4 separate regions of the Homo sapiens genome follow, and regions 1, 2 and 4 are each linked to region 3. Evidence: chromatin loops called from intact Hi-C (ENCODE). Cell type or tissue: dorsolateral prefrontal cortex. All regions are shown on one strand. Each heading gives the region's core, and the rest is flanking DNA. Links, peaks and the distances in the headings are about the cores only. Region 1 has its middle 33 kb from the start of MEP1B. Region 2 has its middle 24 kb from the start of MEP1B. Region 3 overlaps GAREM1 (GRB2 associated regulator of MAPK1 subtype 1). Region 4 has its middle 78 kb from the start of GAREM1.

Region 1 (7,863 bases), core at 2,448-7,447, 110 kb before region 3:
ATTAACTAACATTTAACATGTAGTGGGGTAATCAATAAGTGTTTGTTGATCTGCTTTGTGACAGTAGGAAGAAATGATATTGGCTCTCGTTCCACTGAGCTACTAGGACATTAAGATAAATAGTCTTTATGGGGCCTTTGAGAAATTGGGTTTATTTTAGGTAATTATTAGGATGCATAATCAATGAAAGTTAACAGATAGACAAATATCCAGAAAAACTATAGAAACTTAAGCAGCCTGGGAAACATGGCAAGGCCCTGTCTCTACAAAATTTTTAAAAATTAGCCAGGTGTGGTGGTGTGCACCTGTAGTCCTAGCTACTTGGGAGGCAAAAGTGGGAGGATTGCTCGAGCCCAGGAGGTTGAGGCTGCAGTGAGCCGTGATTGTGCAGCCAAAAAAAAAAAAAAAAAAAAAAAAAAAAAGAAATGGGAAAAAACTGAAGGTTTAAAAAGAAAAGATAAATCATATTTTATAAATTAGGAGAAGCTGAAGAGGAGAATCATAAAAAAGCAGCACAGCAGGGCCTCAAATAACATGACTTTGTTCAACATGGTTTCGTTGTAATGTGGAAAAACTGCCTGTAATTCCAGCACTTTGGGAGGCCGAAGAGGGTGGATCACCTGAGGAGTTTGAGACCAGCCTGACCAACATGGAAACCCCGTGTCTACTAAAAATACTAAAATTAGGCATGTGTGGTGGCAGATGCCTGTAATCCCAGCTACTTGGGAGGCTGAGGGAGGAGAATTGCTTGAACCCGGGAGGTGGAGGTTGTGGTGAGCCGAGATCGCTCCATTGCACTCCAGCCTGGGTGACAGAGTGAGACTCCGTCTCAAAAAAAAAAAAAAAAAAAAAAAAGAAAGAAAGAAAGAAAGAAAAAACTGATTCCCAATGGGGACTACTGTCTGTGTGGGGTTTGTACATCCTCCTCATGTCTGAGTGGGTTTTCTTTGGATATTCCAGTTTCCTCCGAAATCTCAAAGCTGTACACATTAGGTTAATTGGTGTGTCTACATGGTCCCAGTTGGAGTGAGTATGTGGGTGTCTGTGAGCGTGTCCTGTAATGGAATTACATTCTCTCCAGGGTCATTTCCCACCTTGCACCCTGAGCTTCTGGAAGAGAATCCAGCCATCTGTGAGCCTGAACTGAAATAAGTGGGTTAGAAAATGAATAAAGGTATGAATACATATGATGGTAAAATAAAACTTCACAAAATATATGAAAATCATATAAATACATTGATATTATGTGGCTGTGTCCCCACCTAAATCTGACCTTGAATTGTAACAATCCCTATGCGTCAAGGACAGGACCAGGTGGAGATAATTAAATCATGGGAGCAGTTCTCCCATCCTGTTCTCGTGATAGTGAGTGAGTTCTCATGAGATCTGATGGTTTTGTAAGGGGCCTCCCCCTTTGTTTGGCACTTCTTCCTGCCGCCCTGTGCAGAAGGACATGTTTGCTTCCCCTTCTGCTATGATTGTAAATTTCCTGAGGCCTCCACAGCCCTGCAGAACTGTGTGTCAAGTAAACCTCTTTCCTTTATATATTGCCCAGTCTTGGACAGTTCTTTATGGCAGTGTGAGAACACACTAATACATGCATGAAAATAAATGATGCAGGACAAAAGTGCTTATTGAGCCTGCCATGTCTGTGATTGTTTTTGAGCTGCATAGTGGTAGGAAGTACTCTGATATTTTTTGCTTTGCGAACATTTATTCCTTGATTTAATCCACCACTATTGCAACCCCCATCACTCACTGATTCACCAAAAATTGGGTAATTATGCTACTTGTTTTTATTAATATTTCTTAAAGGTATATATAGCTCACATTTATTTCAATGTTTAATATTAGAAGTGTTTTGTGTCTTTATTTAGAAGTTTGGTGATGTTTCTGTGACCAGAAAAATGCCACAAGAAACTAAACTCTTGTTTATACCAATTAGCCTATGGTAAAATTGGTTTTGTTTTGCTTAAAGTTGCAGTTTCCAAGCACCTATTGATGACATTGAGGACTTATTGTATTTAGAAAAAAATGCCACCCTTATATTTCTCGAATACTCTATAATTTCACTGTACTTTAGGGTCCATGATTTTGCTTGTTTTTCACAATGATGATGTAGATAGGGCAGACATCATCCCCATTTTACAGATTAAGAATCTGATTCATGGTTGATGAGGTTAGATGTCTAATCCAAGGTTGTATGCCAGGTTGATGGTAGGTAGATCCAGAACTTGAACCCTAATCTAAGGCCTTTTTTTTTTTTTTTTTTTTTGAGACGGAGTCTCACTCTGTCGCCCAGGCTGGGGTGCAGTGGTGCAATCTCGGCTAACTGCAAGCTCCACCTCCTGGGTTAACACCATTCTCCTACCTCAGCCTCTTGAGTAGCTGGGACTACAGGCACCCGCCACCACGCCCGGCTAATTTTTTGTATTTTTAGTAGAGACGGGGTTTCACTGTGTTAGCCAGGATGGTCTCGATCTCCTGACCTCGTGATCCGCCCGCCTTGGCCTCCCAAAGTGCTGAGATTACAGGTGTGAGCCACCGCGCCCGGCCAATCTAATGCTCTTTCTTAACACTGAGAACTGTCCATAAAAGGTGGAATTGCCCCTGACTTTGGCTGTTAGGCAGGATACATTTATGAGCTCCACATTCCCCTTCCTCTACATATCTGGGTCTCCTCTCCTAGGAGACCTACTTCTGGGTCTAGGTCTCTAGAGATAGCTACCAGCCACCAAGACCTTTAGATGGTTTACTTTGACATGTCATCCCTGGATTTATCTCCTAGGACTGGGACACAGGAACTTTTAGCTTATTGTACTTATTCATTGAGTGAGTTATTAGTGTGTGCTAGAAACTGTGCTGAACCCTGGACAGACAATATTGATCAGGAAGACATAAGGCCTGCCCGTATGATGTTTTACAGTAGTGGGAGAGAGATATTCTATATCCACACTCACAAACCCTTAGGAGCCTTAGACACTATAAGAGGGCCACACCTTGTGGCAAATGTTATCTGTATAGTAACAACATCCCATAAAAATAAGAAATATGGCTCACAACTCTAAAACTCCAAGTGTGTTAAGTGCTATGATGCTATGAGAGCATATAATAGCAGAATTTGGTTACGTCAGGGAGGTCACAGAAAAGATTCCAGTTAAAGCCAGATCTGAGGGAAGAGTAGGCATTAACTAGACAAAAGTGTTGTACAAAACTAAACTAGTGCTTCTTGTCTTGTCCAGCATGGTAAAATTTTGAACCTCACAATATTTCTCAGACCTCTCTACATGATGAGTAGCCGATTTTTTAATTGTCTTCTGTGGAAGGCTCAGAGTAGCCGATTTTTAACGATTGGGGAAATACACAGTCCTATGAATCCGCTAACAACTCTAAATAGATTTCTAATTTATTAATCACCCAACCTTTAGATACATTTGAGCCATATTTCTTATTTTTGTGGGATGTTATTACTATACAGATAACATTTGCCACAAGGTGTGGCCCCCTTATAGTGTCTAAGGCTCGGGTTTGCTGCCCATGAGTTATCCATCTCTGAGCTAATCTGTGGGCATGTACTGTTGAGACAAGAGAAAACAAGAGCTTTCTTCTCCTCTCTCTTTCCTCTGCTACTAGGTACCAAAAGTCCATTTTTTCAGTGGCTTCTTGGGGACATCAGTGTCAGCCAGTTTGCAGTCCAGTTTCAAGAGTGAACAGGCTGTGAAAAGACCTAGTATTGCTTTAGAATAAGTAATTGTGAAATGGAAAAACTATTAAGGGAAGAGAGCACAAATATTGGGTAATAGCAGTGGTTGGTCAAACTGATTCAGAAAGCCCTTATGGTTCAGTATATTTTATTTGGGTAAAAAGGGAGGAGTTCTCTTAAGAATGTTTAAATACATTATTTTAAAAAAATTGAAACAGAGTCCCACTCTATTGCTCAGGCTGGAGTGCAGTGGCTCATTCATAGCTCATGGCAGCCTCAAACTCCTGGGCTCCAGCCATCCTCCCACCTCAGCCTCCCAAGTAGCTGAGACTACAGGAATGTGCTACTATGACTGGCCAATTTTTAAAATTTGTAGTAGAGACAGGGTCTTACTATGCTGCCTAGGCTGGTCTCAAACTCCTGGGCTCAAGTGATCTTCCTGCCTTGGCCTCCCAAAGCACTGGGATTGCAGGTGTGAGCCATTGTGCCTGGCATAAATACATTCTTCAAAGCACCTGGAGTGCTGTTTGGGCTGGCAAAGCTCTGGGGATCAAGTCCCAGAATGATGCGTGCACTTCCTCACCAAAATAGTGCTGCTTTTCCTTCTGTCTGGGATGTCTAACCTGTCTCCAAGCTTGGCCCTCTGACCTGCAGGCTTAAGCTTCAGCCTGGACTCTTCTGTGAAGGCATTGCTGACCCCTTCAGAGAGATTCTAGAGTGATTTCCCAGGCCCCCCTGTACAGCGGTCCACCTGCATTATTTGCAATTGCCACATGGCCCCACATGTCGCCTCATGAGGCTGGGAACTCCCAAAGGCAGTGGCTAATAGGTGCTCAATAAATGCTTGGGAAAGGAATTCGTTGTTGCTTTTCGGATACTGGGGATTTAAAATAAATATTACAAAGTATTTTGGGAGAAAAATATAATGGTGTCTACTAGAGTTCAAAGCAATGTGCAACTCTGCCATAATTTTAAGCTCTTGGTATACTTGTTATCCTGAATGATGTCAAGTATTGTAATCCAGTTTCGTGAATCTACGACAGGACAACTAGCAGCTCTGGGGGAAGGAAGCACAAAACGCAGAAAGCAAAAGGAACCGCATCAAATTACAAGTAGAGCTAGGCAAGCGGCACATTGAAGAGGCTGCTTAAAACACACACGTGGGATGGCCACAAGGTGGCAGCTTAGAACCGTGACATTACGCATCGACCATTCAAAGACCGAACAGCGGGGAATGTGGCAGGCTGGAGAGTGGAGAGCGGGTTTATTGGGGCAATTAGAACCGGGAAAGGAGAAAGAGACCGTGATTTATTGTATTTGGTGCGCACATCCTTATAATTTTGTTTGCCCTAGAAAAAAGCACAGGCACACACACTTAAATGCATATACACAGCAAAGACTCATCAATTTCACTCTTGAGAAGCGTTAACCCCAGAATGAGTCTCCTGTGCAGTCGCGAGCTGGCTGTTTCCTGAGGTGGCCTCACGTCCTTCGTACCTTTTATGGCGTGCTTTTATAGGCTGTTTAAGAACTTTTTTTTTTTTTGAGACGGAGTCTCGCTGTGTTGCTCAGGCTGGAGTGCAGTGGCACGATCTCGGCTCACTGCAACCTCTGCTTCCCGGGTTCAGGTGATTCTCCTGCCTCAGCCTCCTGAGTAGCTGGGATTACAGGCGCACGCTACCATGCCCGGCTAATTTTTGTAATTTTTTTTTGGTAGAGACAGGGTTTCACCATGTTTGCCAGGCTGGTCTCAACTCCTGACCTCAGGTGATCCGCCTGCCTGCCTCGGCCTTCCAAAGTGCTGGGATTACAGGTGTGAGCCACTGCGCCCGGCCAGGACTTCTTAAGAGTACTTTTACTTTCTCTGGGGTTCATGTAACATATTTACTTTAGAACCTCACTAAGTTGCTACTCTACTCTGCTTATAAAAATATACATATAGAAATCCATATATTATTATAGACTATATACATCTATATTATACGTTATAATAATATGTAGCATTAATTGATGAATCAGGAAACCAGTGCTTTCTACTATGCCTTTGAAATAGTGGGTGCTTAATATATGTCTGCTGAACTGAAGGGAAACAGAATACATATTTTGGAAAATGGAAGGTGTGGACACAGTAGCAGAGGAATATTGCAACACAGTGTAGAGGATCATAAAGGGGCAAAAGGGAGAAGAGAATGTCTACCTCTCTGCCACTTCTCAGAGCTAACCTGCTGTACCCAAGGGTCCATGAAACTCAAGGTCCCATTCCCTAGTTTTTGTTTTGTTTTTTTGTTTGTTTGTTTTGAGACAGAGTCTCACTGTCGCCCAGGCTGGAGTGCAATGGCGTGATCTCCGCTCACTGCAACCTCCGCCTCCCATGTTCAAGCCATTCTCCTGCCTCAGCCTACCAAGTAGCTGGGATTACAAGCGCGAGCCACCAAACCCAGCTAATTTTTTTTTTTTTTTTTTTTTTTTGAGACTGAGTCTCGCTCTATCGCCCAGGCTGGAGTGCAGTGTCTCGATCTTGGTTCACTGCAACCTCCACTTCCCGGGTTCAAGTGATTCTCATGCCTCAGCCTCCCGAGCAGCTGGGACTACAGGCGCGTGCCACCACGCCTGGCTAATTTTTGTATTTTTAGTAGAGATGGGGTTTCACCATATTGGCCAGTCTGATCTCGAACTCCTGACCTCAGGTGATCCACCCGCCTTGGCTTTCCAAAGTGCTGGGATTGCAGGTGCAAGCCACCATGCTCGGCTCTAATTTTTGTATTTTTATTTTTATTTTGAGACAGAGTCTCACTCTGTGCCCAGGCTGGAGTGCAGTGGCATGATCTCAGCTCACTGCAACCTCCACCTCCCAGGTTCAAGCAATTCTCCTGCCTCAGCCTCCGGAGTAGCTGGGATTACAGGCGCCGTCCACCATGCCAGGCTAATTTTTAAAATATTTTTAGTAGAGACGGGGTTTCACTGTGTTGGCCAGGCTCGTCTTGAACCCCTGACCTCAGGTGATCCACCTGCTTCGGCCTTTCAAAGTGCTGGGATTACAGGTGTGAGCCACCATGCCCAGCCCCCTTCCTTAGTTTGATCTATACTATCACCACGTCTACATGTCCTAGTGATTTGAACAGCAGCCTTTATAACATAATCGTGAAACTTTGGATTTCTAGAAGGCAAATGACGTAAGAGTCAATGCCTTGTCTGAATGATCATATTTCCATACCTTGCCCAGAGGAGGCATTTAATAAAGATTGGTTATAAATTTAACCTATCCAATAAGAAGTCCAAAAGCTAAGCACTGAACCACATGAACGTGGGAAATTACTGAATTAAAAGGAAATGTTATTTACAATAAACCATATAGATAGATACTACCTAAAACGTAGCTTTTGTTAAACTTCCAACAAATCGAAATTATATTTTAGTAAAATCATAATTTTTCAGACCAGCAGTAGGGTAAAAACTATGGATATGGGGCAAAGGGTGTGGTATCATCCTGTCTCCAGGAACTTATAACTTACTGGAAAACGATAACATATCTATAAATGCACTTTCAACAACATATGGCAAAAATAAGTGCTATAGATGCTCAGAGGAGGGAGGAAGGCTTCATAGAAGGGATTAGCATTGGCCTGGACTTTGGAAGGTGAATCATAACTGTATAACAGGAGGGGGAAGCATTCTTGGGGCAGAGGCTCAGGAAGGTGTGTTCAGGTGAGGGTGAGTAGAACAGGGTGCCCAGAACAGTTCAGGAGGGTGTGGCACAGGGAGAAAAGACTGAGATGCAGAGGGGCCAGATCATGAGGACGCCTGGGAGTCTGTCCTCAGAGAGTCTGTCCTTTACCCCAGAGGCACTGCAGGCCTTTGAACAGGGTAATGACCTGGTGGAGGCTAAACTTTTGAAAGATTATGCAGGATATATTGATATGGGTATAATTAGAGACTTAGATGTTATTTTGTTTTATAAAAGTCATCCAGACAAGCTGGGCACAGTGGCTCATACCTGCAATCCCAGAGCTTTGAGAGGCCAAGGCAGAAGGATCACTTGAGATTAGGAGTTTGAGACCAGTTTGGGCAACATAGTGAGACACTGTCTCTACAAAAAAAAAAAAATCAAAATAAAAAAAATTTACCAGGCACAGTGGTGCGTTTGTAGTTCTGGCTACTGG
Region 2 (7,863 bases), core at 807-5,806, 110 kb before region 3:
AAAAGTTTAAACATGGAATTTCTTTCTTTCTTTTTTTTTTTTTTTTTTTTTAAGATGGAGTCTCACTCTGTCACCTAGGCTGGAGTGCGGCAGTGCTATCTCGGCTCACTGCAAGCTTCACCTCCCAGGTTCACGACATTCTCCTGCCTCAGCCTCCCAAGTAGCTGGGACTACCGGCGCCCACTACCACGCCCAGCTAATTTGTTGTATTTTTAGGAGAGACGGGGTTTCACCATGTTAGCCAGGATGGTCTCGATCCGCCCGCCTGGGCCTCCCGAAGTGCTGGGATTACAGGTGTGAGCCATCGCGCATGGCCTAAACACGGAATTTCAATATGACCCAGTAATTCTACTCTTAGGTATATAGACAAGAGAAATGAAACATATATTCACATAAAAACTTGTATGAGAATATTCATAATAGCATTATTTGCAATACCCAAACATTGAAAACCACCTGAAAGTCCATCAACTGATGAAGAGATAAATAAAATGTGGCGTATCCATACAATGGAATATTCTCTGGCAAAAAAAAATGAGGTACTGATATATGCTATGAGATAGCTGGATCTTGAAAACATTATGCTAAGTGAAATAAACTAGACACAAAAGACCATATATTATATGATTCTATTTATATGAAATGTCCATGAGAAGCAACTCCATAGAGACAGACAGTAGATTAGGGCTGCACAGGGCTGGAGAGACTGTGAAGAACGAGGGAGAAACTGCTAAATGGTAGAAGCATTTGGGGAGGGGGGCAATGAAATGCTCTAAAATTGTTGTGGTGACAGCTAACGCCGTGAGTATACTAAAAGCCAGTCTTCATTGTATACTTCAAAAGGGTGAATTACATGGTATGCGTATTATATCTCAATAAAATTGTTACCAAAACAGAAATATCTGTTGTAATATCATAGTACTGGAAAGGACTTCAAGATGTCATCTAACATGGTTTAATCAATTAAATGTAGTTCATCTAATACATATCAACTAAGTCATGGAGCCCTCATGTGCTGGGTTTTGGATGTGATGTTGTGAGAGCCCTGAGGAAGGGCACTTGGCTCAAGCTGGAGGTCAGGAAGAGTTCCCGGAGGAGATGGTGCTTAAGCCAAGAGTTAAAGGACAACTAAGCATTAGCTTGGAGGCACTAAGCAATTTGAGAGGGTGGGCACAGTGGCTCCTGCCTGTAATCCCAGCACTTTGGGAGGCTGAAGTGGGAGGATTCCTTGAGCTCAGGAGTTTGAGACCAGCCTGGGCAACACAGAGAAACTGCATCTCTTAAAAAAATTTAAAAATTAGCTGGGCGTGGTGGTGCACAACTGTGGTTCCAGCTACTTGAGAGGCTAAGGTAGGATGATCTCTTGTGCCCAGGAGGTCAAGGCTGCAGCGAGCTGTGATCACGCTACTTCACTCCAGCCTGGGTGACAGAGTTAGACTCTGTCTCAAAACAAAACAGTTTGGGGATGTAGCTTTGGGGAGGACTGTGCAAGGAAGCTGTAAACACTTGGTATAATTGGCATATTGAGTACAAGGTTGGAGGGGACAGGAGATCTACAACTAGGCAAAGTTATAAATATAGATGGAAGACCTCCAGCGCCATGCTGTCTAGATTGCATTTACTCTTGCAGCTTCTAGGCTGCCACTGAAGGGCTGAACACAGAAAGTGACACGGTGTCTTGCATTTTGGACAGACCATTCTGTACATACAGAAGAGGGGGTCATGTTGACAGAAGGAGCCAGTTAGGAGGCCAAAGTCCAGAAGAGAGAGATGCTGAGAATCTGAAAGGATAATGTGGTAGGGATGATGGGTGGGGGAGGAGAGAAGGGGGTTTCCAAAATGTTGAGGAGGAAGAATGAGCCACGCTTGATATGGCTTAGGTGTGAATATGAAGGACAGGATGAGATCCAGAAAACTCAGGTGTTCCTATTGATGTGCCCAGGTAGTGGGAGGAGCCATTAACAGAGAGAAGCTTGCAGGAGATAGATTTTCCCTAGGAGGAACAAAGTGAATTGGGTTCTAAATGAGTTGATTTTGAGATACGTCCAGCAGGAATTGGATTTTGAATGTGAAGGTTAAGGATAGGAGGTCACCGAAACCATGAGAACAAATTAGGTCACCCAGACTAACATGGAATAATATCTAATAGTTGCTAACATTCACTATAACCCTCCTATGTGTTTATATGTATTAACTTACTTAATTCTCCCAAAACCCTATTCAGGTGATACTTTTACCCCATTTATATAGAAATGAGAGGTTAGAAATAATAAGAGAACTTCCACAATCTCCCTACCCACACACCTACCTACCTATCCACCTCGGTCTGCTGACCTCAAGTGCTTGGTCTTCTATGGATGAAAGTAACTTTTCTCAGAGTGCAACCCCTCCACAGTGGAACAGATCTCATCCTCTCTCACCTCCTAAAATAACATTGCTTCAGCAATTGTCCTCTCCCTCTGTCCTTCATAAAATCCAGCCTCTTTGTGGATCATTCCTATCAGTATACAAACATACTATTATTTCTCCTAGTTTGAACAAAACCAAGACCACAACCACAACCAAAACCCTTGACCCCATTCTGCCTTCCAGCTCATGTTCCATTTTTGTCCTTCCTTTTACACCTCAAAAGAATTGTCTGTACTCATCGTCTCTAACTTCTCTGTTTCATTCTCATGTGAACTCATGCTGGTATGGCTTTTATGGCTTCTAGTCTGCCTAAATTGTCCTTAACAAGGTAGCCAAAGACCTCCATTTTGGTAAATCCAACAAACAGCTCTCAGTTCTTGTCTAATTTGACCTGTCTGCAGCATCCTGACTCAGCTGATCACCTCCTCCTTCTTCTGTCACTGGAGTCAGAGGCTACTAAGCTCTTGGTTCTTCTCCTACCTCTCTGCTCAGTCCCTTAGTTTCTTTTGCTTGTTTCTCCTCATGTCCCTGAACTTTTAGTGGAGACCAGTCCTTGTACCTTCTCTTCTCTGTTCATGCCTTGGTGATCTCATCCAATCTTGTGGCATTAAATATTTCTCATTGCATGCGGTTACTCCCAAATTGGTATCTTTAGCCTGTACTTACCTCTTCATAGATCCAACTGTCATTTCCAATTTGGTGTCTAAGAGAAAATTCAAACTTAGTTTGTCGAAACTGAACTCCTGACCTCCTCCTATCCCATCCAAGCTTAGTTGTCCTTATGCTTTTCCAGGTTTATTTAATAGCAACTTTATTGGTATAGTTGCTTAGCTCTAAAACTTGGATTCAGCTTAGATTCCTCTTTTTTTTTTTTTTGAGACAGAGTCTCGCTCTGTCACCCAGGCTAGAGTGCAGTGGCAAAATCTTGGCTCACAGCAAGCTCCGCCTCCCGGGTTCACACCATTCTCCTGCCTCAGCCTCTTGAGTAGCTGGGACTACAGGTGCCCACCACCACGCCAGGCTAATTTTTTGTATTTTTAGTAGAGATGGGGTTTCACTGTGTTAGCCAGGATGGTCTCGATCTCCTGACCTCGTGATCCACCCGCCTCGGCCTCCCAAAGTGCTGAGATTACAGGCGTGAGCCACCGTGCCCGGCCTGGATTCCTCTTTTTCTTTGATACTACACATCCAGTTCAAATTTCCATGGACTTCACCTTCAAAATATTCCTGGGATCTGACCTCTCTGTACCATCCCCACTGTGGCTCCCGTGGTCTAAGCTGTCCTCAGTTCCCCTGTGGATTTCTGCAATAACCTCATAATCTGCATTTGTCAATCTTTCAGTGTATTCCCAATAGAGCCGCCAGAATAATCCTGCTAAGACTCATTTGATCTTGTTATTCCCCTGCTCGAAAATCATCCAGTGGATCCTTATGCCACAGTGAGTAGGAGCCAAAGTCTTGGAATGTCCTACAAGCCCTTCCCTCTCTCTACTGCACTCAAACAAATTGACCTCCCCTCTTGCTACTCTCTTCATTTGCTCCCTCCAGCCACACTGTTATCCCTGCTGCTGTTTGAACATGTTGGTTGTGTTCACAACTCAAGGCCTTGTATTTGCCATCTCCTATGGCTGGAACTCTCTTCCCATAAAAATCCCCAGAGCTTGCCCCCTCACTTCCTTCATATCATTACTCAGATGTCACCTCCTTGTTAAATCCTTCCCTGACAATCCTATTGAATATTTCTACCCTTCCCCCGACACTCTTTATTCCCTCTCTTAACCATGGTGGATGAATATTGTGCTAACTTAGCTGAGCTGGAGTTATCATTCCCAGATTCTCTTCCCTGGAGAGCTCTGAAGTCACATGGGCCACAGATATGTGTCTCACATGCTTAGAAGGCAGAATTGAAGGAACCACCATCTTGTTTTACACTTAGAAGACTAGTGCAGCTCAGTGCATTGTTGCTACCTGTTGGCTCGCCTGATTGGCACAGGGCAGTGGCTGGACCCTTGACCACTCCTCTAGCTCTAGCTGGATCTTCCTTTAGTTTTTCAGACTGTTAGGTGAGAGATGTGTTTAGCTCCATGGTGAAGGAGGCCAGCTTCTCCCTCAATACGCCTCCTCCCACCCTCCATATCACCAAAATTGGAGGCTTAGAGACGGTGAGAGAGCCATAAGAAGTCCAGTCAATCCTCTTGGTTTACAGCTCAGCTGTGTAGGTTCCATCTTGCTTCCCTTACTTCATTACCATCTTCCTTTTTTTTTTTGGAGATGGAGTCTAGCTCTGTCGCCCAGGCTGGAGTGCAGTGGCGCGATCTCGGCTCACTGCAGGCTCCACCTCCCGGGTTCACGCCATTCTCCTGCCTCAGCCTCCCGAGTAGCTGGGATTACAGGCACCCGCCACTATGCCTGGCTAGTTTTTTGTATTTTTAGTAGTGACGGGGTTTCACCATGTTAGCTGGGATGGTCTCGATCTCCTGACCTCGTGATCCACCCGTCTTGGCCTCCCAAAGTGTTGGGATTACAGGCGTGAGCCACCGCGCCCAGCCCATCTTCCTTTCTTGACTACCTGCCCTATTGATTTCAGGCACTAGTGCCTGACACAGAAGCAATAGCCTCCATATAGACTGTTTAACCAGCCCCCACATTTGCATGTAGGCAAATCCCTACAATAAGTCCTTATAATAAGCCATTACACATGTTTATGTTTGTGGTATGCGGATAAATGTTTAACAACCAGCTTTCTGGAAAAAGAAAAAAAAAACCCTAATTTGTAGCATTTGCCAATTTTCCTGGTATAAATATTCTTACCATGGCCAATTTCAAGCCACCAATGTGACATCACTGAATGGGGAGAAGAGAGAAGATGCTGATAGCTCTCTCAGGCCAGTACTAGCCAGCTCCAGCCCACCACTGTGAATACCTCTTAATGGTCTTGTTTCTCTGGTCAAATCCTAATAAACCTATTTTTTCCCCCACATCTCTTAGCACCTTCTCCCATGCTCTATATTTTAGTTATCTGTGTCCTACTTTGAAATGTAAATTCTATCAAGGCAGGGATTTTTGCCTGTTTTGCTGTATCCTTGGCTCTCAGAAAAGATTTTTTTTTGCCCTTTTATGTAATCATAAAATTAAGTTTATCAAGTAAATTTGATCTCAAAAAATGAGTATGTAGAGTAGCTCCTTTATGGTAGCCTCTATATATATTAAAATTGTTTATTATATTTATTTATTTTTTGAGACAGACTCTCATTCTCTCACCCAGGCTGGAGTGCAAATAGTGCCATCTCAGGTCACTGCAACTCCCACCTCCTCAGTTCAAGCAATTCTCATGCCTCGGCCTCCCAAGTAGCTGGGATTACAGGTGTGTGCCACTGGCTAATTTTGTATTTTTAGTAGAGATGGGATTTCACCATGTTGGCCAGGCTGGTTTTGAACTCCTGGCCTCAAGTGATCCACCCATGTCAGCCTCCCAAAGTGTTGGGATTACAGGCATGAGCCACTGTGCTCAGCCAGAATTTTTTTTTAATACCAAGGTAGCTATTTTAACTCTGCTTCCCTAGTTTCTTGTATGGAAAGAAGCCTTTTCTGTACATTTCTATCTTATCAGAACAGATCTTGGCACTTAATAGCCATTCCACATATATTTACTGAGTGAATGAATGTAGTGTGGGAAGATGTGGCAAGGGTCTGGCAGAGGAAGAACCTGAGTAAGAATTCTTGGAGCTTTGTCAAGGCATGACCTGGTTTGGTTTAGTTCAGCAAATATTTGTTGAGTACCTACCATATGTCAGGTATCTTGCTAGCTACTGAGATCATAAAAAGAATATGGCATGTTTGCCAATCTGGCTGAATTCAGCAAGGTTCGAGAAAAAGGGAGAGAGGTTTCAGGGTAAATAGGACATAAAGAGTTTCTAAAATGAAGAAATATTCAATAGAGCCAAATTCAGCATAATGGATGATTAAGAAAGAGATTGAGAAGTATCTTCTTTACAGAGCAATTGGAAAAGTTACAGCAGATTTTCTCCGAGATGCTACTTCCTCTGATGTTTTATTCTCAAATACTTTGGCCATGTTCTGTTGTAGCCATCTTGATGTAATTAATTTTCCAACAGCCATCCCTTTTGGCCTTTTGGCAGTGGGATCTTGATTTTTTGCAGTGGTTTTTGTTTTTGAGACAGAATCTCACTCTGTCACCCAGGCTAGAGTGCAGTGCTATGATCTCGGCTCACTGCAACCTCTGCCTCCAGGGTTCAAGCAATTCTCCTGCCTCAGCCCCCAGAGTAGCTGGGATTACAGATGTGCGCCACCACACCCAGCTAATTTTTATATTTTTAGTGGAGATGGGGTTTCACCATGTTGGCCAGGCTAATCTTGAACTCCTGACCTCAAGTGATGCACCATGCCTTGGCCTCCCAAATTGCTGGGATTACAGATGTGTGTCCCGCACCCAGCCTGGCAGTGGGATCTTAAAGGACAGGGCTGTTAAAAACTTGTACCCTTGGCCTGGGCAAGGACTTCATGTCTAAAACACCAAAAGCAATGGCAACAAAAGACAAAATTGACAAATGGGATCTAATTAAACTAAAGAGCTTCTGCACAGCAAAAGAAACTACCATCAGAGTGAACAGGCAACCCACAGAATGGGAGAAAATTTTTGCAATCTACTCATCTGACAAAAGGCTAATATCCAGAATCTACAAAGAACTCAAACAAATTTACAAGAAAAAAACAAACAACCCCATCAACAAATGGGTGAAGGGTATGAAGAAACACTTCTCAAAAGACGACATTTATGCATCCAACAGACACATGAAAAAATGCTCATCATCACTGGCCATCAGAGAAATGCAAATCAAAACCACAGTGAGATACAATCTCACACCTGTTGGAATGGCAATCATTAAAAAGTCAGGAAACAACAGGTGCTGGAGAGGATGTGGAGAAAAAGGAACACTTTTACTTTTACACTGTTGGTGGGACTGTAAACTAGTTCAACCATTGTGGAAGACAGTGTGGCGATTCCTCAGGGATCTAGAACTAGAAATACCATTTGACCCAGCCATCCCATTACAGGGTATATACCCAAAAGATTATAAATCATGCTGCTATAAAGACACATGCACACGTATGTTTATTGCGGCACTATTCACAATAGCAAAGACCTGGAACCAACCCAAATGTCCATCAATGATAGACTGGATTCAGAAAATGTGGCACATATACACCATGGAATACTATGCAGCCATAAAAAAGGATGAGTTCATGTCCTTTGTAGGGACACGGATGAAGCTGGAAACCATCATTCTCAGCAAACTATCGCAAGGACAAAAAACCAAATATCACATGTTCTCACTCATAGGTGGGAATTGAACAATGAGAACACTTGGACACAGGAAGGGGGACATCACACACCGGGGCCTGTTATGGGGTGGGGGGAGGGGGGAGGGATAG
Region 3 (7,863 bases), core at 1,101-6,100:
AGCCAAATCCCAAGGCTTTTGTTATTTATAGACGTTACTGCTGAGTAGAAAAGCGCAGTTAGTTTTGAATTCAATAAAATTCCTGCTAACTTCACTGGGTTTTTTTTTTAAAGAATCTTTAATAAAATACATTGGTAATTGTAGATATGTACATAATGATTTAAAATGCTACAGTGGAGATAAAATAAATATTTCAGCTAGTAAGAAAATAATTGTTAATAGGTGCCTGGATCTTTATGATGAGGAAAATTATTAAGTCACGTGTAGGCTCTGCACCAACAGGTGCCATGATTGATGAATGATGTCTGCAGTGAGCGAGGGTAGAAGGAGAGAATAGTAAATGAGTGGCGCATGCTTGCCATGCTTGTGCTACAGTGACATGATGGCATCACACCACCCGTGACTCTATTTCCACCCAAAAGTCTGAGGCAGGAGGAAATCCTTCAAATAAAATGTTTATCCTTGTCTTAGTTTCTGAACAATCGAGTAACATTAGCGCAAAGATTTAAATGTCCAGAGAACAAAAAGTACCTGCAAAGAGAGCTACTTTAAACTGTAATGAGCACATGTGGAGCGGTAGCTTAGGCTCTGGGGGGTTTTAAGAGCAACATGAAACTAGAGTGTGCTCAAAGGAGGGTGAGCAGGCCGGTGAGGGGTCTGACAGTGATGTCGGGGAAACAGTAGAGGGACGCAAGGATGTTTCTTTTGGAGAAGAGAAGACTTCTATCATAGCTGACTCGGAATTTTCATGAGTTGACAAAGAGATATGGGATGGACCTATTTTTGTTTCTTTAGACCTAAGAAATGATTGAAAGTTACACAGAGGTTGATTTCAACTCAATATAATAAAGGGTGTTTTTTTTTAAGTATTGGTACTTGCCAACAATGGAATGAGCTGTGTTGCAGAAGAATGATCTCAGAGCACTGGAAGTATCCAGACAAAAGGAAATGACCACTCAACAGTGATGGTCAAAAGGGGACTCCTGTCTGGATGGAAATTCAGAGTAGATAGCCAATGGGACCCTTTCCATTTTAGGTCCTGGTCGAAGGTGTTGTCTGCTTGAAGGTGCTGTCTGCTCGTGTCAAAGTGGAAAGAACCAGATGCTGACTTGTGAGAACTGATGGCAGCCCCCGGGTTGTTTCCAGGAGAATCTAGTTGGCCTTTACCTCTGAATTTCTCAGACTGGTGTGGCATCTTTTCTTCCCAAGACATTGGCTCTTCCATTCTAGCTCGAAACAAACAGGGGCCCCATCATGCTCACTCAGTAAAATTATTTAGAAAATTAAAAAGCCATTTCCTCTCCCACCACCCTGCCTGTTAGGGCTACCGTGAAAATGCTTTCAAGAACCCATGAACTGGTGGATGAGAAGATAAGCGTGCAGTGGGACCTGGCAGGAAGACTTACATGTTGTGTAGCCCTGAAGAATAGTAGGACAAGGTGGGGCTGGGAGAGCGAGTCTGTTGCCGCGCTGGCTTGACTGTGCGAGGAGGGATGGAGGGACTGGTGGACAAAGGCTTTGCGCTTCGGGGTGGAACAGGTGGGGCGTTCAGGAGCCGGCATTCTTCTCTGACCTGGCGCAGAAAAGAACACTCCAGGTTAGCAACAGACTGACAATGCCACGGGGCGCCAGCTCAATCCTGAAGACTTGCTCAAGTCACACTCTTAAACCGTAACAGCAGGGTGTAAGCATGGCAGAGAGAAGATTGAAGTAAACAAGAATGATAGGAAGCACAGAGGCTGCCAGAGAGCAAATCAGGCGCCTGTCACACACTTGCTGGGACAGAATGATTTTTGAAAGAAACTGCTTGGCAAATGCTGGCTGCTGCTGAAATATAGAAAGTAATATGAAATACGGCAAGTTAAAGTGTCTATGGTTAAAGAGCTAGTGACATGTGAGGATGGATAAAGAGGAAGTATTAAGAAAATAAGAACGTAAGGCATTCACAAATTTAACTTGAGGATTCATCTCTTCTATTAGGTTGTGTTTTTTTCATTGTTCAAGCTGAATTCAATTTGATCCAAACCTTAGAGAACCCTGGACCTGGTCCAGAGCTAAAGCTCCTTCTGAAGTCATGTTCAGGGATGTTTTTTTTTTTTTTTTTTTTTTGAGATGGAGTCTCACTCTGTCGCGCAGGTTGGAATGCAATGGCACAATCTCAGCTCAGCTCACTGCAACCTCTGCTTCCTGGGCTCAGGTGATCCTCCCACCTCAGCTTCCCGAGAGGTGGGACCACAGGTGTGCGCCAGTACACCTGACTAATTTTTTGTATTTTTAGTAGAGATGAAGTTTCACCATGTTGCTCAGGCTGCCTCCCAAAGCATTGGGATTATAGGCATGAGCCACCGTTCCTGGCCAGGGCTACTTTTTAATTTTTTTAATTTATTTTTTTTATTTTTCAAGACTGAGTCTTGCTCTGTTGCCCATGTTGGAGTGCAGCGGCACCATCTTGGCTCACTGCAACCTCTGCTTCCCGAGTTCAAGCAATTCTCCTGCCTCAGCCTCCTGAGCAGCTGGGATTACAGGCGCCTGCCATCATGCCCGGCTAATTTTTGTATTTTTAGTAGAGTCGGGGTTTGACGATGTTGGCCAGGCTGGTCTTGAACTCCTTGCATCTACTTGCCTGGGCCTCCCACAGTGCTGGGATTACAGGTATGAGACATTGAGCCAGGCAAGGGCTTCTCAAATGTAAATATGAGTGTGTATCATCTAGGGATCTTGTTTAAAATGCAGGTTTTGATTCTGTTGACCCAGGGTGGGGCCTGGGAATCTGCATTTCTAACAAGTTCCTAGGTGATACTGATGCTACCTGACCATGGTCCACACACTGACAAGGCTGCAGAAGGAGTAATGAAGCGGCTCTCTACATCCAAAAAGTACTTTTTATAAGAGCTGCTTCCAGCTCTCTCACATTTCCTTCGTCTTCACACTGGAGAGGATCTAGCTGATCTGTGCTGTCCATGGCTTCTCTGAGACTGCCTGCCATTCCCCTAATTTGCCTTCCATTCCTTGCAGGCATTTCAGAATATAATTACTAATGAAGTGACATTTTTCATGTACTTCTACGTGTCAGGCAGCAGGGGGCAGTTTATACCTGGCTCTGCTAGTCTACCCTAAGCTATAGAGGTAAAAATATTAACAGAGCCAATTCTGACTCTGTCAAAAATGCTATGCTTTGAAATGCATACCTTGTCTACTTTTAGGCTATGTTCCCACCAAGTTTTTCACCTTCACTTTCAATTCCTTTCTGGCCAAGCAGCTCTGGGATAAGACAATGAAACAGCAAGCTCCTATTAGCTTTGGTATTGAGTTTGCTTAAGCGGAAATGAAATGGGTTCATGTTATCACACTGCATCTCCTACTATCTACACCACACCCGGGACCTCTACCTCGCATCCCTGGCCTGATTCACTTGCCAGAGAAAACCAGCCATTAAGAAGACTCATGGCTATGGGTAGCCCAGTAAACCCAACTCTAAATGAAATGGAAGCAATTTAAAAAGTCTTATCAACTGCATTTCTTCCCGGGGCTGGGGATCACTGCTCCTACCTGCAGGACCCACAGCCCTGGTTACTGGGGCCCAGTGGGTTGGTGAAAGGGAACGGTTTCATCTGGAGAAGCTCTTTAGACTAAAAGAAAATATTCGGAGCAGCAGATTTCTTCCACAATAGACGCAGGCTTTCCCCTTGTGAGCTTTTAAAAAGGTGGTGGATGACTGCAGAAAGGATGCCCGGGAGGAAATGAAGTTTGGATAATCACGTGAGAGGAATGCTTGGCTGGGCTGGCCCAGGAAAGACCCTTGCACCATTCTGGGGTCTTTTTTTTTTTTGGAGACGGAGTTTCACTCTTGTTGCCTAGGCTGGCGTGCAATGGCATGATCTTGGCTCATTGCAACCTCCGCCTCCCAGGTTCCAGCGATTCTGCTGCCTCAGCCTCCTGAGTAGCTGGGATCACAGGCATGCGCCACCACACCCAGCTAATTTTGTATTTTTAGTAGAAAGGGGGTTTCGCCATGCTGGCCAGGCTGGTCTCGAACTGCTGACCTCAGGTGATCCACCCTCCTTAGCCAGGCGGGTCTTCTTAAGAGGCTGAGAACCAACCAGGATGCCGGAGCTCAGGCTGGGCCACCCCGCTTTCTGGCTTTGGTTCATCTTCCTTCTGTCTTGTTAGTGAACTGCACGGTAGCCAGATGTGTTTCTTTCTTAGGGAATATCTATAGAATTTAGGGTGGATGGCTGTCACTTTATTACAGATGTGCTTGGTTCTATTTATGTTTATAGAAATAGGGCGCATGGAAAATGTGAGACGATAAGGACTCTGTCAGTTAACTTTTCAATTTTAAAATAAATACTTAGCTACTTCCCAATATTGGATTAGAGTGGAACATGAGGAAAACATGGTTAATGCTGGATTCAATTTAGCACTTTCAAAATTTTAGAATTAGCCACTAAATATGACGTTTCATTAGGAAACACTTACCTGGGATGTCAATTATAATATGCTCAGATGTCAATTACAATATGCATTTTAATTTACAATAGTTGGCTGACTTAGGTTTATAAACTCAGAAAAGAAGCCACTTGTAGTTGAATTTGACCTAAAGGAACTCCCGAACTCCCCTCTTCCTGTACTTATAATCAACCCCAGGTACCCAAGGTCACTTAGAGCTGGTTCTGCCACCTTCAAAACTAGGGACTCCTGAAGGGCTAATAGGTTTCCCACAATGGTGAGGAGAGGGCAGTAGTGAAGAGAAGCATTTCTAAGCTAAAGGGCCTGGTGAGGAGGTAGCCAGGGCCAACTGGGAGTGTTTATGGTTGATGCTCAAGACAGAATTTGAGACACATAGAGCTTTTGGGGTGGCCACATGACTCCTGAAGGGAGTTAAAGAACTAATGTGTGTGTGTGAGAGAGAGAGAGAGAAAGAAAGAGAGAGAGAGAGAGAAACAAACTGATTCTTACTTTTAGGAGATGGGAAGTTGTCAGTGATGAAACAAGAATATGAGGCCAGGGATTTTTTTCTGTTGTGATGGGAGGGCAGTCTGGGTGTTGTTATGTGAGGTCAAGGTAAAAGAATTAGGTTTACTTGAAACTCACTTTAGAGAAAGGTGTTTTGTTGTTGTTGTTGTTTTAAAGGATGACTTTAAAGGTACTCCATTCATGACAAGAATTTTGAGTGTCATTCTGTTGAGGCACAGAGTGAGTGGCTTGCACTACGCCAGGCAGGTGAGGGGCAGCCCACGGCAGGTGGGCACAGCTGAGGACTCCACAGACACATCTCCAAGTGGCATTATTATTTTCAACTTGTTGCTGCATGGGTGGCCGCTCCGATGATGGCCTATTTCTCTGCATCTTAAGGGAAGAATTACATGCTATGGTGGGCTGTATGCGTTCTGGGATTCAGAAGTGACAGAGTGAGGGCTTATTGTACCATCTTAGTTCCTATCTCTTACTCTTAGAACAGTAACAGTTCTATTACTCTTTGCTTCTTGATTTGATTCATGCAGGATATTTATATCCAGGAGGAAGGTAGCTGTGCTTTAGATGAATTTTATCTGTCAATAAAAGGCAATTTTTAAGACTAGACGGTCAATCACCCTATCTCCAGTTTTCCTTCATATTCAATTTAGCTTTTAAGTGTAACATTTTCAGCACATCCCTTCTGGAAGCCTCAGCATGTGGCTCTCATCATGTTACTCGCTGTCTCCGACGGCTCCCTCTGATTCCTGGATAAAGGCTGGCCTCCCCTGCCTGCCACCCAAGGCTCTGTGCGACCAGGCTCCCACGCATCTTTCTAGCAATCTCTCCCACTGCTCCTAGTCTATATGGGCACGCAGGTCCATGCAAAGTGGTGGACTCAGTGTCCCCCCAGCACACCCTGTGCTTTCCTGCCCCTTTCTCTGGTTTAGTTTTTACTGCCCACCACACCTAAACACCAGTTCCTGTGGGCCAGCCCCACACATTACACACTCTGTGTGCCACTCTCCATCTATATTTAATGAGCCTGCGAGCTAAAATGTAGGGACTGCCATTTTAGCTATCCCTTGTTATTACTATCCTGGGGATAGCAGAGTTTGGGGATTTGTCACTCCTGGCATGAACATGTCACACAGAATGCCTGGTAGGTGTTAAGAAATGTCACAAAAAATACAAAAAAAAAAAAAGGCACTTAAAAAAACCCATATACCATAGAATATCTTTTATATGTTTATGTGGAAATTATTACTGACAAGTCATTTGGGCTGAATGTTAAGTTTTTTTGGTGACCCTGAGTCAATCTAGGGGAAAAAAAGGCACCAGAAGACCTGCCACATATGACCACCACCAACTCTACCACCACCCTTTGACACAGTGTCATGGTGAAAATGACAGTGACAGTATTCCTGAACTAGGAAGCGCTGTGGCTTTAATCTAGCACACCCCAGAGTAATGACTATTCTAAAATGAAGATCTAAAGGACTATACTGTGCCTAATGGACTAAAGCCTTTCTATTTATTTCCAATGTAATGTTTATGACTGGACTTCCACTGGCAACACAAGGAGAGAGGGGCCCCTGTATTATCAGGAATGAACCTCCAACCCTCACGCTCAGTGAAGAGCTGGCGTTCTGTTTTGAGGTGGGTGTTACCGTCCATTGCAGATGACGGTGATCTCTGCCTATGTGTAGTTAATTTCAGGTTATGAGTACCTTGACTATTCACAGAGAAACTCCTGGAACCAAAGTCCTGTTGATGACAGGGTCAATGAGCACAGTGCGGATACACGGAGTACCCAAAGCCTCGCTTCCTGAGCAATTCCCCGGCCTAAAGCTTTTCTTCCCAGCTGCCCCACCGCTAGCATACTTCTCTCCTCCTGCTCCTTCAGAGTAAGTCTATCTCTTTTTTTTTGAGACTGAGTTTTGCTCTTGTTGCCCAGGCTGGAGTGCAATGGCGCGATCTCAGCTCACCGCAACCTCCGCCTCCCAGGTTCAAGCAATTCTCCTGCCTCAGCCTCCCGAGTAGCTGGGATTACAAGCATGTACCACCACGCCTGGCTAATTTTGTATTTTTAGTAGAGATGGGGTTTCTCCATGTTGAGGCTGGTCTCAGACTCCTGACCTCAGGTGATTCGCCCGCCTCGGCCTCCCAAAGTGCTGGGATTACAGGCGTGAGCCACCGTGCCTGGCCTAAGTCTGTCTCTTTTCTAAAATGTTCAGTGTTTCAATTATCATCAAACATGAGACACCACTACTCTGGTGTTGATACAAGTCTCCTTGGTATTCACATTGCAAATCAGGAATGCAGAGCTAAACAGAAAGCTCATTTATTAAAGAGGTAGAAACGGTGAGTTCTGTTCTTTCTCGAACTTCATCCTCTTTAGTCAATGAGGCATATTTCTAGAAAGGCATATTCAGACAACTGAAATAATCTAATAATGGGGGCTTAAAGCAAGCTGTAAAAGGTGTCTGTCCTGGGGGCTGATGGCCGGGATCACAAGCATCGACTTCCACCATCCCTGAAAGTCTGAACAACATGGCTATCACTTCTCTTTTCCTACAGCCTCTATTAATTCCACTTTGCTATTTGTTCAAATAGATTGAGTGCCTATCATGTGCTCATTGAGTTAGTGTTGAGTATACAACAGTGAGTAACTCATGGAATTACTTATGAGGGAGGGAAACAAACATAATTAAAATACAATCTGGTAAGTGTGATAAGACAAGTATGTGCAAGGTTCATGGGAGCACCATAAATTTACTCAAGGTGGCAGGAGAAGAACAAATTCATAGGTAATTTTACTGAGAAAGTCTTAGGAGGGATTATGAGTGTACAAAAGGTAGAACATAGAAGAACATGGCATAAAAGAAGAACCAGAATGATGATCTG
Region 4 (7,863 bases), core at 1,881-6,880, 280 kb after region 3:
TTTCACCTTATTTTAAATTTTCCCCCAAACATAATTTTGATGGCTTTTTAAAAATTTGGATAAGTCCTTATTTTCTTTGTGAATCCCTTTCCTTTTGCTGTGCCTTCTTCTCTACCTTTCCATCTCTACAATCTCCAGATACGTATTTTATATGAACTGCCAAGTATAGGGAAAAAGAGAGGCTCTGAAAAAAAGGAGCTGTTTTCAATTAAATACTGAACTGTCATAAAATAAGCATCAACATTACGTTAAGTAGACCGACGAGTCTACTATTACTATCCTGTTCTAGAGCAGATAAATTTTTTTTAAATGTTGGTTTGTTAATTTCTCCTTAATAAGTAATTCATGCTCACTATAAGCAACAGTCAAATTAAATGAAATTATTATTATTTCTCTGAGACAAGGTCTTGCTCTATTGCTCAGGCTGCAGTGCAGTGAATGTGATCACAACTCACTGCAGCCTTAACCTCCCCAGGCTTGAGTGATTCTCCTACCTTAGCCTCCCTAGTAGCTGGGACTACAGGCATGCATCACCAAGCCTGGCAAAGTTTTCATATTTTTTGTAGATACAGGGTTTCCCCATGTTGCCCAGGCCGGTGTCAAACTCTTGGACTGAACTGATCACCTGCCTTCGCTTCCCAAAGTGCTGCTCTCTCATATAGGGAATAAAAGCTCCTTTCTCCTAAATTTTACTCCTTAGGGGTAAAATTTACTCTGCATAGCCTTCCAGACTTTTAATAATGCATATCAAACACATACGTAAGCACTCTGTTTTTAAATAATGTGAGATTATTCTAGATACAGTAGATACACTGCAGAACACTGTATCTTCTAGATATTCTAGAACACTGTTCTACAGTGTATCTAGAATAATGTTTTTACTTTCTGTGTCATAGCCTTCTTTCCACTGAGTTAATACAGTTCTCCATCTGGTCTTTTGACAAATATATAATACTTCATTGTAGAAAGGAGCCCTAATTTAACCATCTCTAATTGATGGACATTGAGTTATCTATTTCTTTGTTATATTAAATAGTGCTGCAATTAATATCCTCATGGATGTATTCTTGATTTCTTAAAGAAACGCTCCAAAAGTAGAATGGCTTGGTCAAAATGGCTTGGATACTTTTGTTTTGTTGGAAGATGGCAGATCACTGTCTTGAAAGGTTCTTTCATCTCACCAACAATGGATGAGAATGTCTATTTCCCTACACATGTTCTTTTCAAAAGATGACAATTACGGAGTCTGATGAAAATACTCTCAAGATACAATTTCCTATTATGTGATATAGCTCTACATTTCTCCCTCTTCTCTGTTGCACACCAAATGAAAAGACGTTTTGGAGAAAGGCAGGAGGGAAGGAGAGGTAAGAACGAACAGAGGAGAGAGGTGGAGACAAAGAGTCTGATGGCCTTCTGCCTGGCTTGCCATGTGGCTTGCAAGTACATAAATTAGAAGCTTGAGGGCAGCTGGGGGAGGCTGAACCATCTTGACTTCTGGATGGCTTTGGAACTACAGCATTGCTTCTTTGGAGGGGCCCAGCTGAGGTCAGCACAGGTGTCAGTTCAAAGATGGTCACAGAAGTAACATTTCAGCTATCTGGGTCTTAAAGGCCTGCTTTTAACATGATTGGGGTGGTGAACGGGTGAGGGACTGATACCTACTGCTCTGTTTTTTTTTTTTTTTTGAGATGGAGTCTCGCTCTGTCGCCCAAGCTGGAGTGCAGTGGCACAATCTCGGCTCACTGCAAGCTCCGCCTCCTGGGTTCAGGCCATTCTCCTGCCTCAGCCTCCTGAGTAGCTGGGACTACAGGTGCCTGCCACCACGCCTGGCTAATTTTTTATATATTTAGTAGAGACGGAGTTTCACCATGTTTGCCAGGCTGGTCTCGATCTCCTGACCTTGTGATCCGCCCGCCTCAGCCTCCCAAAGTGCTGGGATTACAGGCGTGAGCCACCGTGCCCGGCTCTGATACCTACTGCTCTAACTCAACTACTCAACATTTTGCTGTTGAAGAAGGAAAGAATGAATGACGGGGAAGAGGAATAGCCCTTTCCAGCTGCTCCCTGGGAACCACTCTCAGAGCACCTTCTTTGCATTTATCACAGTGAAATTAAGTAATTAATTAGGTGGCTTAGTTTAATTTTTTTTCCCTTCTGTTTCAACTGCAGGATTTCCAAGGGCAGGGGCCAGATCTGCCTAATTCATCCCCTCGTCCAGCAACAGTTACCGGCACAGAGTGGGTGCTTAATAACAATCTGATAAACACACCCTCCTGTTTTCTTCTCCACAGCCGCCTCCAGGACCTACATCACAGTGTAGAAACTGTCAGAGCAGTGACACTATTAAAAAAAAAAAAAGATTTTTTTTCACATTTTTAAATTATTTATTTACTTAAAAATAATAAGCCCATTACATTTTAACATAAATATTCTTGTGGAAAGTATATTTTCCAAAACCAGAAAAATTAGTTACAAGAGTGACATTATTTTATATTCTCACAAATCTATTCAATATCTGACTTAATTGAAGACACGTGGATTCCCATATCTTTTGCATTCTGCAGAAATTTGTCATTTTGGTTTAAGAATATGAAGAAAATTTGACCTCACAGAGAGAGGTAGCTGGAAAAAGGAGGTGTATTTGAATATCTTTTTCAGGTAATTGTAGCTGTTCTCATAGACTATAACAGAATTCAACAAGTGATAGTTTCTTAAAAGTTAGTTACAATGTGGACTATTAAACCATATGCATGAACTTTTCACACTGTAATGTATCAAATTCCACTGGTCTTTTACTTGGAACAGACCTTTTACCCATGCGTGATTTTATTTTTATTTTTATTTTTTTTGCTTTTTATGGGCTTTTATTATAGCTTTTATGATCAGACATACAAATATAAAAACCCACTCCTCGTGGCCTTCCTCAGATCTATTTGTCAGGGTTTTCTTAAAAAAAAACTTTTTAAAAGAGCAGTTTTATGTTCATAGCAAAATTGAGTGGAAAGTACAGAGAAAGTACCTTTACTCCCCTGCCCCTGCACAGCCTCGCCCTCTATCAACATCCCCACCAGGGTGATGCATTTGTTACAACTGATGAACCTACATTCATTGATTGGCGCATTGTCACCCAGAGTCCATAGTTTACATTAGGGTCCACTTTTGCTATTGTACATTCTATGGATTTAGATAAATATTTAATGACATGTATCCACCATTACATCATCACATAGAGCAGTTTGAGGGCCCTAAAGACAATGACACCTTAATTTTTTTTTTTTTTAGTTACTTGTTTTTAGCACTCAAAATTGCTTAAAAGTTTAGGAAACATGCTTGACATCTATAAGCAGAGGGCTTAAACGGGCACAGGGTGCCAAGAACTGCAGGACACAAAGCAACCCAAACCTGACCCTGTATCAGCATTCAAAAGAAAGCAGAGTGGTCTTGTGGAGTGGCTTTGTTAGCAAGCATGGAGAATCAGGGTGCCCTTGCAGGAGCCAGGGGACCTCTGGGAACAGGGTTTTGATTAGAAGTCAATGGTCATGGGGCTTGGAGAGACCGGTGAGTAATTTTCTATTTCAGCGTGGATAAATACAGGAAGCACCAAGACAGCTGAGCTCTGAAACGGCAGACAAAGGGCAAGATTTTCTTAAGTACTGGCTGAAGTGACTCTCCTCTAAGCCTGCTAATTAGGGGATTTAATCTCCCAGCAGGTGAAAAGGACAAAGGGCTTTTTCCATAGTGTTTTGCCAAATTCTAAGGTTAAGCACAGTCCAAAAGCTATTAGCCTTCTGCCAATATGAGAATGAATCACAAGTAATGTGAGGGAATTAAAATCAAGGTTAGATTAAGTCAAAAAATAATTAAAAACCATTTAAGGGAATCAGGAAGTTATGTGATGTGTACCTAAGTATTTCTTTTTCATTAAATCTTATTTCAAATTGTATATATTATCATTAATATGCACATGTTGGGGTGGTTTATGTTTAATCTGTAGAGGTTGTTATTTTAGTAAGGTTGTATATAAAATACTATGGAAAGAAGCATATGAGAAATAGAATTTGATGCTTAGCACTGAGAAGGTAATTACCCTGCTGGGAAGGACGCCTGACCTAGGGTCCCCTAACAGGCACCACCACCACCTGGTGGCTCTTGATGACGTTGCAGGAGTAAAGCCTCAGAGGAAGCCTTTAGCTTCTGGGGAGCATTTCTTACAAATTCAAATTTTTTTTTTCAGTGAATATGATTCAGTTGCTATACTGCCAAAGAGGAGAAAGGGTCTAATACTTACTGAGCATCTACTTTAGGACGGCAGCCAGTCTAGGGACTTTGTGTATCTCATCCTCCTAGCAGCCCTATGCTGTACATAATATCACCATTTTGCAGCTGAGAAAACCAAGGCCTAGCAAGATCAAGTGACTTGCTCAAAATCAAAGAACTGGGCCTGCCAGAGCTGTGGGCTGAAATCAGATTTGCCTGACTCCAGAGCCCATAGTCTTTGCAAAGCTTACTGCCTGAATTTGGCATAAGAAAGGGTGGTGAGACGCCTTATGACTTTTTTAAGGGATTGATGCAGAATTTAGACCCACAGTTAATGTATTCATTTTTGGGCACATTTAAGAATAAGTATTTGATATACCAAATTGATACACTGTTCATCTTTTGGAATAGTGGATGAGATCTTTTGCCAAGGTGGTGTGGGTATCCAAGATAAGTGAGAAAACGTTAAATCTGTTAGAATGTCAAAGCCTACAAATTAAGAAGATTTATTTATTTACCAAGTATTTATCAAGGATCTGTTTTATTCTAGGTATGGAGAAATACAGATGAATTGAATATGATTCCTGCCCACAAAGACCTTATAAAGTTATAGACATGTGACATCATATATTATACCTCTATTCTAACACACAACTTCAAGTAATCTTTTAGAAACAACAACCAAACAATTAAATAATGAAAATGTGGTACCATTCTTACCTGGCTTTCCTCCTATCTTATATAGCCTTATCCTTATTTTTTTTTTCTTTTGCTTGTTCAACATTAAGGTTCTGATTTTAGCTTTCTTCTCTTTCTACCCATTCTCTCCTGATGACCTTACTCATTTCTATTGCTTCAACCATAATTCACTTTATTTTTATTTTTTTATTGAGATGGAGTCTTGCTCTGTCACTGAGGCTGGAGTGCAGTGGCGCGATCTCGGCTCACTGCCAACCTTGCCAACCTCGCCAACCTCTGCCGCCCGGGTTCAAGCGATTCTTGTGCCTTAGCTTCTGGAATACTTGGGATTATAGGCATGCAACACCACACTAATTTTTTTTTTTTTTTGTATTTTTACTAGAGACCGGGGTTTCGCCATGTTGGCCAGGCTGGTCTCGAACTCTTGACCTCAGGTGATCCACCCACCTCAGCCTCCCAAGGTGCTGGGATTACAGGCGTGAGCCACTGCTCCCGGCCCACCATTCACTTTAATAAGTCCCAAGTCAATATCCAGACATTCCTCCTGAGTTCCAGACCCTACATTTTTAATGGTCTATTATATATCGAACTCAATATGATCAAAATTCTTCTATTCTCAATTTCAGTTAGTCACATATGTGATATCTGCTCATTTGCCCAGTCCTCTAAGTCAGGAACCTGGGTGTTATTTTGGATTTCTCTTGCTCTTTTTCTTTTCCATTCAATTGGTCACCAGGCCCAGAAAGAATACTTGTTAAACACCTTGTAAGTCTCCTCCTTTTCAAAGTTTCCACTGCTTTGGGCACATGTTGTCTTTTACCTGAGATACTGTGACAGCGTCCCACCCCCTCCCCCGCATGTCATTCCTTCCATTTCAGCCTTTGCGCCCCTGCTGGTTGACTTTTCTGAGATGCAAATTAGATGCTGTTATTCCCAGTTAAATCTAATTGGCTCTCTCCTCCTATAGCATATGGCATTGTTAAGAACAGGAGCTTGGGAGCCAGACAGCCTCGGCTGGAACCCCAACTCCATCACTTGAGAGGCTTATGTTTATACAAGGGTTAGTTACTTAACCTCTGTGTCAGTTTCTTCACTGTAAAATGGGGGACGATGGTAGTATTTATTGTGTAGGATTTTTGCAAGGTTTAAATGAATTAATATTCATAATGCACTTAAAACAGTACTTGGAGTATACCACAATCTCTATAGAAATGTTTGTTAACTAAATAAGATTTAAACACACATGTACTATAATACTTAAGACCTGTAGTGACCTCTCTGGTCCATGTCCACTTTTCTGGTTACATCTATTTCCCTCCATGTGCTTATATTTTAGCCATATTGAACTGAAAACATAGCGCTGTCATATACCTCCAGGCCTTTGCACAGTCTATATCTTCTGGATAAGATTCCTTTCACCATGATCTCTTGAAGCCTTCTACCCATGATTAAAGTTCATTCAAGGGTCACCTACTCCATGAAGACTTGAGAGCAGTTAGCTTCTTTTCTGTGCTTCCATAGTAGTGTGTACAACCATTACATCACTTGCCACACTGCTGTGACTCTGAGCTTACAAGTGTATCTAACCCGCTAGAGTATTAGACCTGCAATGGCAGGAAGTGACTTTGTTCTATTCTTTTTTTTTTTATTTTCATCTCTAGCTCCTGACACAGTATCAGACCCAGATATGTGCTGTATATGTGTTTGTTATTGTTCTTTTCTTTCTTTGTTTTTTTTTTTTTTTGAGGTGGAGTCTTGCTCTGTTGTCCAGGCTAGAGTGCAATGGTGTGATCTCGGCTCATTGCAACGTCTGCCTCCCAGGTTCAAGCGATTCTCCTGCCTCAGCCTCCCCAGTAGCTTGGATTACAGGTACCGCCACCACGCCTGGCTGATTTTTGTATTTTTTAGTAGAGACGGGGTTCCACCATGTTGGTCAAGCTGGTCTCGAACTCCTGACCTCAGGTGATCCACCCACCTCGGCCTCCCAAAGTGCTGGGATTACAGGCGTGAGCCACTGCGCCCGGCCTGTTATTTTCTCATCATAATATTATAGTTGGAAGGGCTTTAAAACACCTAATCCAACCTTTTTATATTGAATATGCAGAAACTGAGGACAGGGAGAGAAAGAGATTTACCTAAGATTTTCTTGCTAGAGAGTAGCAAAGGTGAGACTAGAACCTAGTTTTGTTCCTCTATCAATGCTCTTCTTCTCTACATTATTACATGAAACTCTTGTTCCTCCATTTTTTATGGGTCTGTTAAGAGATACGAACCACAAGACCTACAGGTGTGCGAATCTGTTGGCCAGCCCAACACCCTCGCAGCTGCTTTTGAGAAGACTCTTACTCAGAGACCACACTCCACCTGGTGGCAATTTACCTAAACTGCAAGTACCTCTTCCCTTGGTGTTGGTGACTCCTTTTCTTTGCCTTCTCTCTTCCTACCGATTCTTCTTTCTTACTTTTGTCTGTGAGTTTCTCTTTTTTCATCTGTTTAGTAAATATAATAGTTTCTTTAGGTTCTTGACCCTCCTACTCTACATTCTCTCTTTGAGAAGTAGGAGGAATTCATTTACTCTTGAGCTTCAAATACTATCTACATGCTGATGACCCTTAAGTCCTCATCTCCAACAAGAATCTCTCTCCTGAGCCCCAGCAGAGCCACCATATACATTTACATAGTTTGGTCCCTGTCCTTCCATGGGGGGTCATTCTCATGGTAGTCTATGTGACTGGCATCCCCCTGGGGTTAGGTAGTGCATTGCAGCAGGCTTTCTTCAGGAATCTCAAACATAGCATGACACAAAGTGAACTCATTATTGCCCCTCTGAAAGCCCTTATCCAGGTGTGATACCCCCTTCATTCCTTTGTCATCGCTGGCACTTCTCTTCCTGACCACCACCTC

The links. Peaks named below come from ENCODE experiments on the same cell type or tissue, not always from the same donor. Only the 100,000 strongest peaks of a DNase experiment are listed, where the experiment ranks them.
Region 1: a loop joins it to region 3, with 4 times the contacts of the local background. A loop is called at or near these places in 53 of 110 quality-filtered maps.
Region 2: a loop joins it to region 3, with 2.4 times the contacts of the local background. A loop is called at or near these places in 54 of 110 quality-filtered maps.
Region 4: it touches region 3 in a loop (5-fold over the local background); 92 of 110 quality-filtered maps call a loop at or near these places.

Annotation. Positions count from the first base shown.
Region 1 is chr18:32,153,330-32,161,192 of GRCh38, forward strand. No RefSeq gene overlaps it. Among named protein-coding and RNA genes, the nearest start is that of MEP1B, 33 kb to the right of the region's middle. RefSeq lists a silencer at 4,853-4,902. In dorsolateral prefrontal cortex, for the core only: CTCF peaks have their summits at 4,896 (motif pointing right) and 5,111; a DNase peak (open chromatin) is centred at 4,902; H3K4me3 peaks cover 966 bases.
Region 2 is chr18:32,162,051-32,169,913 of GRCh38, forward strand. No RefSeq gene overlaps it. Among named protein-coding and RNA genes, the nearest start is that of MEP1B, 24 kb to the right of the region's middle. In dorsolateral prefrontal cortex, for the core only: no CTCF peak of the experiment used is centred there; no DNase peak of the experiment used is centred there.
Region 3 is chr18:32,268,811-32,276,673 of GRCh38, forward strand. GAREM1 (GRB2 associated regulator of MAPK1 subtype 1) reads right to left here. Exons shown (of 6, transcript NM_001242409.2): 5 at 1,407-1,573. Among named protein-coding and RNA genes, the nearest start is that of MEP1B, 83 kb to the left of the region's middle. In dorsolateral prefrontal cortex, for the core only: CTCF peaks have their summits at 3,087 (motif pointing right) and 3,286; no DNase peak of the experiment used is centred there; H3K27ac peaks cover 516 bases.
Region 4 is chr18:32,545,302-32,553,164 of GRCh38, forward strand. No RefSeq gene overlaps it. Among named protein-coding and RNA genes, the nearest start is that of GAREM1, 78 kb to the left of the region's middle. RefSeq lists an enhancer at 3,234-3,787. In dorsolateral prefrontal cortex, for the core only: a CTCF peak has its summit at 4,131 (motif pointing left); a DNase peak (open chromatin) is centred at 4,130.